Linked DNA regions of Homo sapiens: region 1 is linked to region 2. A link is a loop called in an ENCODE intact Hi-C map of the cell type or tissue named here. Cell type or tissue: B cell. All regions are shown on one strand.

Region 1 (5,000 bases), 280 kb before region 2:
GTTGTTGTTTTGAGATGGAGTCCAGCTCTGTCACCCAGGCTAGGGTGTAGTGGTGCAATCTTGGCTCACTGCAACCTCAACCTCTCGGGTTCCTGCAATTCTCCCGTCTCAGCCTCCTGAGTAGCTGGATTGCAGGCGTGTGCCACCACGCCCAGATAACTTTTGTATTTTTAGTGGAGATGGGGTTTCACCATGTTGGCCAGGCTGATCTCGAACTCCTGGCCTCAAGTGATCCACCTTACTCGGCCTCCCAAAGTGCTGGGATTACAGGCAGGAGCCACTGTGCCCAACCTGGAGCTGGATTTTGGATGAATGGACAGGAATTTTTTAAGGTTGGGGCCTCAGGCACCCGGAGGGAAGTGGAGAGAGAGGCTAGGAGTGGGCCAGGGGACAGGTCCTGGATTTGAAGCCAGATCCTGCCAGCCTGTGCCCTTCCCTCTGCACCCTGGTCCAAACCGATGACCAACTCGGGAGTGGAATCACAGTGGCTTCCCAGTCTGGAGGCCCTGCTGGGCGCCAGGCACTGCAGCAGGTGTGCTGCAGACCTTGTCACCAGGCTTCACTGCCACCCTGCAACAAAGGCCAGATGAGTCTCCCCATTTCCTGGGTGCAGCCACTGAGGCTCAGACAGGTGAACTGGCTTCCTGGGGCCACATAGAGAAAGAGTGGTCCAGGCCAGGCGAGGTGGCTCACGCCTGTAATCCCAGCACTTTGGGGGGCTGAGGCGGGTGGATCACCTGAGGTCAGGAGTTCGAGACCAGCTTGGCCAACATGGTGAAACCCTGTCTCTACTAAAAATACAAAAATTAGCCGGGCGTGGTGGTGCATGCCTGTAATCCCAGCTACTCGGGAGGTTGAGGAAGGAGAGTCGTTTGAACCTGGGAGGCAGAGGTTGCAGTGAGTCGAGCTCACACCACTGCACTGCAGCCTGAGTGACAAAGCGACGAGACTCTGTCTCCAAAAAAAAAAAAAAGAGAGCGAGAGAGAGAGAGAGAGTGTGTGTGTGTGTGTGTGTGTGTGTGTGTGTGTGTGTGTGTGTGGTCTGCAGCGAGGGTTCAAACACCGCAGCCCGAGCTGTTGGTGGCTATAGTTCCCCTCATGCCCCTCCAGGCCTCCCTCACTGCTGCCTTCCTTCCTTCAGGGTGCAGTGCAGGGCCTGGGGGCCTCCCTGACCCTGCTGCCCCCCTCTGCTGCCTCTCCACCACAGAAATCATGCACCTGGCACCCTGGACCACCCGCCTGTCCTGCAGCCTCTGCCCGCAGTACTCAGTGGCCGTTGTGCGCTCCAACCTCTGGCCCGGGGCCTATGCCTATGCCAGTGGCAAGTAGGTCTTCCCCCAGCCCCTCCCAGCAGGAGAATCTCTCAGGACTTCTTCAAGCCTGGTTGGGCTGGGCAACTCGCCAGGGTGGGCAGAGATGGGGAGGGCCCCCTTCAGGAAGCCCCAAGGACTAATGCCCTCATAGCTCCTAGGAGTTTCACCAGGGCTAAAGTGGGAAATACCAGCCCACTAGGATGGGTCTTGGTGATGAGTCATGATGAGAGCAAGGAGAATAAGAGAGTGGGAGGGACTGGCTATGGTCACACAGCACTTGCAGGATACGAACCTGGATCTCCAGCCCCCTGATGACAGCAGCAGAATCCCTCTCTGGAGGAGCTAACTCCGTCCCTGGGGTCCCCTGGACAGTTCTTCTTGTTTGTGGTTTTGTTTTGTTTTGTTTGAGATGGAGTCTCGCTCTGTCACCCAGGCTGGGCAACAGTGCAGTAGTGCGATCTCAGCTCACTGAAACTTCCGCCTCCCAGGTTCAAGTGATTCTCCTCCCTCAGCCTCCCTAGTAGCTGGGACTACAGATGCATGCCACCATGCCTGGCTAATTTTTGTATTTTTAGTGGAGACAAGATTTCACCATGTTGGCCAGGCTGGTCTCAGACTCCTGACCTCGAGTGATCTGCCCGCCTTGGCCTCCCAAAGTGCTAGGATTACAGGCATGAGCCACCGCACCCGGCCTGTTCTTCCAGTTGGAAGGCTTTTCTCTCTATGGGGCAGAAACCTTCCCTCCCACCACCAGTTGTTCCAAAAAGAATGGCAAGCTTGGGCCAGGTGCACTGGCTCATGCCTGTAATCCCAGCACTCTGGGTTGCCAAGGTGGGAGGATTGCTTGAGCCCAGGAGCTTGAGACCAGCGAGAGGAACACAGTAAGACACTATCTGTACAAAAAAAAAAATTAAAAAAATTTTTAAAATCAGCCCGGCATGATGGCACGGACTACAGAGTCCCAGCTACTTAGGGGGCTGAGGCAGAAGGATTGCTTGAGCCCAGGAGATCGAGGTTGCAGTGAGCTGTGATTGCACCACTGCACTCCAGTCTGGGCAACAGAGCAAGACCTTGTCTCAAAAAACAAACAAGAATGGCAAGCCAAAGTCACTCCTACATCCTCCCACCCAGCTACACACTCCCCACAGTCCTTCAGCCTTCCCCCGCAGGCACCTGGCAGCCCTCTGCCCTGCTGCGTGACAGGGGGTTTGCCGCTGGAGGTGGGCGCACCTACCAGCTTTGTCCACCAGATGGCATGATGATTTTTCCTAGAATTTCGTTTTTAATCTCAATGTGAACTGGGACTGTATTCGCTCCTGTATGAATCACAGCCGTGGTGGGATTGCATGTAATCTGGATACTTTAACACATTCCTGGCATTTATTTTTTCCTTCTCTGGAAGCTGGGAAGAGGCACGTTTGCTTTTGCCAACTCCCTTCTTCAGGCTATACCCTGATATGCCAACATTCCTCTGAAAGCAAATGATACAAACTTGAGGCTCCACTTGTCCATCCATCCTCTGCCCCCACCCACCCAACGCTCTTCTGTCCCCCACCCAATCTGTGTCCACCCATTGTTCCATTGTTTTTGTTTTTCTTTTCTTTCTTTTTTTTTTTTTTGAGATAGAGTCTCGCTCTGTTGCCCAGGCTGGAGTGCAGTGGCGCGATCTCGGCTCACTGCAACCTCCGCCTCCCGGGTTCATGCCATTCTCCTGCCTCAGCTTCCCAAGTAGCTGGGACTACAGGTGCTCGCCACCATGCCCAGCTAATTTTTTTGTATTTTTAGTAAAGACGGGGTTTCACCGTGTTAGCCAGGATGGTCTCAATCTCCTGACCTCATGATCCGCCCACCTCGGCCTCCCAAAGGGCTGGGATTACAGGCGTGAGCCACCGCGCCTGGCCTTTTTTTTTTTTTTTTTGAGATAGGGTCTCTCTCTGTCACCCAGGCTGGAGTGCAGTGGCGTGATCACGGTTCACTGCAGCCTCCACCTCCTGGCCTCAAGCAATCCTCCCACCTCAGCCTCCCAACATACTAGGATTACAGACGTGAGCCACTGTGCCTGGCCTCATTTTTAAATTTTTTCTTTTTTCTTTTTTTTTGAGATGGAGTCTTATTTTGTTGCCTAGGCTGGAGTTTAGTGGTGCGATCTCAACTCACTGCATCCTCCGCCTCCCAGGTTCAAGCCGTCCTCCTGCCTCAGCCCCCCTAGTAGCTGGGATTACAGGCATGCACTACCGTGCCCAGCTAATTTTTGTATTTTTAGTAGAGATGGGGTTTCACCATGTTGGCCAGGCTGGTCTCGAACTCCTGACCAGGTGATCCACCCACCTCAGCCTCTCAAAGTGCAGGGATTACAGGCGTGGGCCACCATGCTTGGCTCTCTCTGCCTCTTTATCAGTCTCTGTCTCCCTCTCTCCCTACCTCTTAGTCCCCTCCCTTTCCTCCCATCTATTCCTCTTCCTTCTCTAGTTAAAATTCTGCAGAAAGGCTGAATTCGCTGGGTTATGCCTGGGCACTTACCTCCTTGTTCATTATCAGTCTCCTCTTAGCAGAATGTAGGCACAACCCAGGGATTTTTTTTTTATTTTTTGAAATGGAGTCTCGCTGTGTCGCCCAGGCTGGAGTACAGTGGTGTGATCTCAGCTCACTGCAACCTTCACCTCTTGGGTTCAAGTGATTCTTATGCCCCAGCCTCCTGAGTAGCTGGGACTACAGGCGCCCACTACCACGCCCAGCTAATTTTTGTATTTTTTGTAGAGATGTGGTTTCACCAGGGTGGTCTCGAGCCCCTGACCTCAGTTGATCCTCCTACCTCGGCCTCCTAAAGTGCTGGGATTACAGGCCTGAACCACCGCACCTGGCAGGGAGTTTTGTCTAGTTTGTTTACTGCTGTGTCCCCAGCACCTAGACAATTTTATTTATGTCCCACATGATATGTTGGACATAAATAAAGTGTCACAATATAAATAAATTGATATCCAACATAAAATTATGTCTCACATAAATAAAATATGAGCCACATATATAATTTAATTTTTTTTGTTATTTTTAGTTACTTATTTCTTTTTTTTTTTTTTGAGACAGAGTCTCACTCTGTCACCCAGGCTGGAGTGCAGTGGCGCGATCTTGGCTCACTGCAAGCTCCGCCTCCCAGGGTTCACGCCATTCTCCTGCCTCAGCCTCCCCAGCAGCTGGGACTACAGGCGCCTGCCACCACGCCCCACTGATTTTGTTTTTGTATTTTTAGTAGAGACGGGGTTTCACCGTGTTAGCTAGGCTGGTCTCGATCTCCTGACCTTGTGATCCGCCCGCCTCGGCCTCCCAAAGTGCTGGGATTGCAGGCGTGAGCCACTGCGTCCAGCCTAGTTACTTATTTCTTGATTTATTTTGAGATACGTTCTCACTCTGTCACTCAGGCTGGAGTGCAGTGGCATGATCACAACTTACTGCAGCCTCAAACTCCTGGGCTCCGGCAATCCTCCCCCCTCAGCCTCCCCAGTAGCTGGAACCACAGGTACGTGCTACTGCAACTGGCTAATTTTTAAACTTTGGGAGGTGGAGGCGGCAGATCACTTGATGTCAGGAGTTCAAGACCAGCCTGGCCAACATGATGAAACCCCCTCTCTACTAAAAATACAAAAATTAGGCCAGGCATGGTGGCTCATGCCTGTGATCCCAGCACTTTGG
Region 2 (5,000 bases):
AACCCCGCTTCCTCAGCTCCTGGACGAAGGCTGGAAGGAAACAAGGAGCAGAGGTCAGGGGCAGAGTCTCTGCCTCCTCCCTTCCAAAACAGGGCTCTTGCCCAGGGACATGATGCCTCCAAAATAAGTAAATGTTTAAGAACAAAACCAAAGCAAACCACCTCACCTTCAATGATTTCCTCTTTCACTTTCTGCAATTCCTTCTTCACCTCTTCCAGAAGCTCCTAAAATTAATGGGGTAAAACTAATCAGGAGGGGGTACCGGGACTTGCAGGAATGAATCCCCCTTCTTTTATTTTTTGAGAAGGAACCTTGCTCTGTTGCCCAGGCTAGGGTGCAATGGCATGATCACAGCTCATTGCAGCCTCAACTTCCCAGGCTCAGGTAATCCTCCTGCCTTAGCCTCCCAAGTAGCTGGGACCACAGTCACCTGCCGCCACAATCAGGTAACTTTTTCTTTTTCTTTTTTTTTTTGAAACAGAGTCTCCCTGTCACCCAGACTGCAGTGCAGTGGCCCAATCTCGGCTGACTGCAATCTCTGGCTCCCGGGTTCAAGCGATTCTCCTGCCTCAGCCGCCCAAATAACTGGATTACAGGTGCCCCCCACAAGGCCCAGCTAATTTTTGTATTTTTAGTAGAGACAGGGTTTCGCCATGTTGGCCAGGCTGGTCTCGAACTTTTGACTTCACGTGATCCGTCCCCATCAGCCTTCCAAACTGCTGGGATTATGGCTGTGAGCCACCATTCCCAGCCTAATTTTTGTATTTTTAGTAGCGATGGGTTTCACCATGTTGGCCAGGCTGGTCTTGAACCCCTGACCTCAGGTGATCCACCCACCTCGGCCTCCCAAAGTGCTGGGATTACAGGCATGAGCCACCGCACCTGGCCTTCTCAGGTAACTTTTAAAAGTTATTTTTAGAGATGGGGGTCTCCCGATGTTGCCCCAGGCTGGTCTCAAACTCCTGGCCTCAAGCAATGCTCCCACCTCAGCCTCGCAATGTGCTGAAATTACACACATGAGCCACCGTGCCCTGCCAGAGTCCCCTCTTTCTTGTTGATGGAAAAGCCAGGGGTAGTAGGTTTGAGACCTACCCCTACATCGACACCATGACATCGCTGTCAAGGTCGCAGAGTGACTGGAGGATTCTAGGGGAGAATTCTGGATCCTTGGAGCCGGAAAAGTACTGGAGAACATCCAGTACCAAGGTTGGCAAGCGCATTCCAGCCTCCTGCCAACTCCAATTGGTGATGGACAGCTGGGTCAATGTGCGGAAAGAATTCAAGGCACTCATCTGGAATGAGCGCGGTGATAGATTAATAATGTCTGTCACAGGTGCCAGAAAAGGGGGTGTGGAGTCTCGGTCATCCTTGACCCAATCCAGTTTCTCCATTTGTCAGATTGGAAACCTGAGGTTTCTGAGATGTTATCTAGGATCATACGGCATGCCAGTGGCAGGGGCCAGACCTAGATCTCTCTTGCTGTGGTCCCCAACTTCCCCCCCAAGTTACCTGTTTCACCCTCTGTAGGTCCGAGTAATCACTGGAGCTGGGCGTGCAGGGTTGGGTCTCGGAAGTGGTCACCGAAGAAGACGACTTCATCCTGGGGGAGTTGGTGTGGTTTGGGACAGCAATGAGATTAGAGAGAGGACCTGCTTCCCCGCCTCCTATTCCAGGGGTCACATTGAGCTCTGCCTTATAAATTGGGCAAGTCCAAGTATTTTTGGGGCCCCAGTTTTTTTTTTTTTTGGTTTTGGTTTGTTGTGTTTTGTTTTGAGACAGTCACATTCTATTTCTCAGGCTGGAGTGCAGGCATGATGATGGCTCGCTGAGGCCTCAACTTCCTGGGCTCAAGTAATCCTCCCACCTCAGCCTCCTGAGTAGCTGGGACCACAGGTAAGTGCTACCACGCCTGGCTAATTTTTGTAGAGATGGGGTGTCGCCATGTTGCCCAGGCTGGTCTTGACCTCCTGGGCTCAAGCGATCTGCCCGCCTTTACCTCCCCAAGGGCCCCAGGACCGATGGCCTACCTTGGCAAGGTTGTGCTGTTCTTCTCCCAGGGTCTCCGCACAGATTCTGGGGATAGGCAAGAAATCAGAAAGATCAGGGACAAAAGACTGCCCCCCAATCAATCTTACTCCCCCAACCTCATCAGCCCCTGATCAAAGCCCCATCTCAGGAGACTACAATCCCCAGCACCATTCGCCCTGACTCTCCTATAAGGGTGCTTAACATGTGAGAACAGAGTATTCTGGGATTTGTAGTTCCTGTGGCTGGACTGGGCACTCTACTCACCACTCTGGGCCGGGACTCTGGCCTCTGGCTCCTCCTGCTGGTAGGAAATAAAACTGCCATGAGCCAGCCCCTGCCACACCTCTGCCCATTTCCTCTTTCAGGTTCAAACCCCACACATCCCACTATCCCTACCCTCATGGTACGGCCTAAGAGATGTAGGGCAAGAAGAGTCCCTGACTTACATTGGCAGATTCATCCTTGGGGGTTTTCTCCCCAACTTGCGTGGCTTTCCTTCTGCAGGAGAGAAAAGCAAAAACACGTGCTTCCGTCACCCAACCCATCCCCTTCTGAGGGGAGTTCTAGAAATGTAGATCCTAGCGCATAGAATTCTGGAACTCCGAAAACCTAAGGAAACTCTAGTTTTAGAAATTCAAGAGATTGTGCTGGGCGCAGTGGCCTGTAATGCCAACACTTTGAGAGGCTGAAGCAGGTGGATCTCTTGAGGTCAAGAGTTCAAGACCAGCCTGGCCAACATGGTGAAATCCTGTGTCTACTAAAAATACAAAAATTAGCCGGGTGTGGTGACTCATGCCTGTAATCCCGGCTACTTAGGAGGCTGAGGCAGAAGAACTGCCTGAACCCAGGAGGCGGAGGTTGCAGTGGACCGAGATCATACCACTGCACTCCAGCCTGGGTGACAGAGCAAGACTCCATCTCAAAAAAAAAAAAAAAAAAAAAAAAAAAAAATTCAAGAGATTGTGGTTCTAGAATCAGGGTGGAGGAGGTTCTATGATTCTTATATTAGGGAACAGTAAGATTCCGAGGGTGGAGCGGTGCTGTGTTGGAACACTGAGATTGCAGGAACCTGAGTTCCCAGAATTCTGAGGCAGGATCTCCTACGGTTCTAGAATTCTGGGTTTTAGAACATCTACAGGCTACCTAGGTGGTTGCAAGCCTCAGGCATTTCATGACAAACCCCACCATTATATCCCAAACCTGGTTATCAAAGGGGGAACATTCACCAAAAGAAACAAACTAAACAGGAATTGGAGCCCTCCTCTGACTGGGCCCTACTGAACTGGAACTCCAGGTGACTTGGGGGTCCAGGCTCAGGCTCACCTCCGGGCCAGCATGGCGTTCATCTCTTCCATGAGTCCCCCACCTCCGCTTCGACCACTCTCAGCTTTGGGGGCTGTGGGCCCCCCTGAGGCCTCCTCCTGCTGGAGAAATTTAAAAGGGGCAGGAGCTTTAGGGGCAGGCCTTTTGGCCTTCCAGCCCAATGACACCGCCGGCAGCCCTGGCCTCATCCCCCATAAAAGCCCTGTTGCCCCCTGCCCACCTCTCCCGGCCCCTCACCTTGCTGACTTTCCTGAGTTTGGCTCCAGCAATAGCTGCGGCCAGGCCTGGGGCCCCAGCTCCCCCACCACCAGGGCCCTGTGCTGCCGGGAGAGGGGGTGCAGGGGGTGGTCCTCCCCCTGCTCCGTGCGCTGCAGCTGGGACCCCCGAAGGGGGCAAACCTGGGGGTGGGGGGGGACCTGGAGGAGGGGGAGGTCCTGGTGGTGGGGGTGGACCCCCAGCGGGGGGAGCAGGTGGGCCTCCTGAAACAAACACAGAAAAGGGGGCAGCTGAGAGAGAGAAGCCTCATTCTTCACTGTCCAGCTGGCTGGCCACTTCCTCCAGGGAGGCCCCCTCCCAACTCCCGAAGCTATCTGAGCATCACCTGCATTGGAGACCCGGCGCTCTATGTGCTCCGACGGGCCGGGCTGCTGCCTGTGGGGGGAGGCGAGAGAGCTGCCGTCAATCAGGGCCCTAAGGATGGCCAGCGAAGGGGCCAGCGACCTCCGTCCTCTCTCTCAGAGGTCTCCAGGGTGGCTGGCTCCTAATACTCACCCAAGCCTTCCTCCCCTAGGGAACCAAGAAGGGGGCTGGGTGAGAGTAGGGGGAATGGAGGGCAGGGCAGCGACAGGGAGAGATCAGGATGCGAGATCCCAGTCACTAAACTGTCAGGAACACCGAATTACAAAATGCCCAAGATTCTTTCTTTTCTTTTTTTTTTTTTGAGACTCTGTCACCCAGGCTGGAGTGCAGTGGCTCGATCTTGGCTCACTGCAACCTCTGCCTCCCGGGTTCAAGCGATTCTCCTGCCTCGGCCTGCCGAGCTGGGATTACAGGCACGGGCGCCACCATGACCGGCTAATTTTTGTTATCTTCAGTAGAGACGGGATTTCGCCATGTTGGCCAGGCTGGTCTCAAACTCCTGACCTCAGGCGATCTGCCCGCCTCGGCCTCCCAGAGTGCTGGGATTACAGGCGTGAGCCACCACGCCCAGCCACAAGATTCTTTCAACCACCATATTCTGATTTCCAGGAATCTGCAGGGACCAGGAGGTTCTGCAACTCTGAGTGTCAGAAGTTTCTTGAACATTCTGAAAACTGCAAGTTGGCTGGGTTCTGAACTCTAGGAGTCAAGGGTTCCAGAACATATGGAACTCTGGCAGCGGCTAAGGTTCCCCACCCAGGGCCCAGCCCCACCTTTTCTGCTGCTCCACCTCCTCCGGGGAGGGGCCGTTCGGGACCGACCAGGTGGGAAGTGCTGGGGGTGGAGGGGGCCCACCTCCTGAAAGGTGAGAGAGAAAGGGCCATGGATCAGTCCCAGAACTCTGCTCAGCTCTTGGCGCTTCCCTTGCTCTCCCAGGCCTCCCAGGAATCCTGCCCAGAGGCGCTCACTTCCTCCTTCCAGAGGCCCTGAGGCTCCAGGCCCAGGAGGAC

Evidence for each region. Hi-C counts contacts between places; a loop is a spot of excess contacts. Peaks named below come from ENCODE experiments on the same cell type or tissue, not always from the same donor. Only the 100,000 strongest peaks of a DNase experiment are listed, where the experiment ranks them.
Region 1: a loop joins it to region 2, with 26 times the contacts of the local background. A loop is called at or near these places in 2 of 110 quality-filtered maps.

What each region holds. Positions count from the first base shown.
Region 1 is chr19:45,796,771-45,801,770 of GRCh38, reverse strand. It overlaps RSPH6A (radial spoke head 6 homolog A), which reads left to right. Exons shown (of 6, transcript NM_030785.4): 5 at 1,208-1,325. Among named protein-coding and RNA genes, the nearest start is that of DMWD, 6.4 kb to the right of the region's middle. RefSeq lists an enhancer at 25-886. In B cell, CTCF peaks have their summits at 2,351 and 2,550 (motif pointing right); a DNase peak (open chromatin) is centred at 2,540; H3K27me3 peaks cover 1,209 bases.
Region 2 is chr19:45,521,170-45,526,169 of GRCh38, reverse strand. It overlaps VASP (vasodilator stimulated phosphoprotein), which reads right to left. Exons shown (of 13, transcript NM_003370.4): 4 at 4,764-4,848; 5 at 3,953-4,002; 6 at 3,589-3,830; 7 at 3,352-3,452; 8 at 2,475-2,526; 9 at 2,293-2,329; 10 at 2,028-2,073; 11 at 1,510-1,600; 12 at 167-224; 13 at 1-30. LOC107985315 (a long non-coding RNA gene) reads left to right here and starts at 1,857. Exons shown (of 2, transcript XR_001753959.1): 1 at 1,857-1,893; 2 at 4,927-5,000. RefSeq lists a silencer at 2,300-2,419 and an enhancer at 3,075-3,627. In B cell, CTCF peaks have their summits at 2,126 and 2,331 (motif pointing left); a DNase peak (open chromatin) is centred at 2,309; H3K27ac peaks cover 1,019 bases.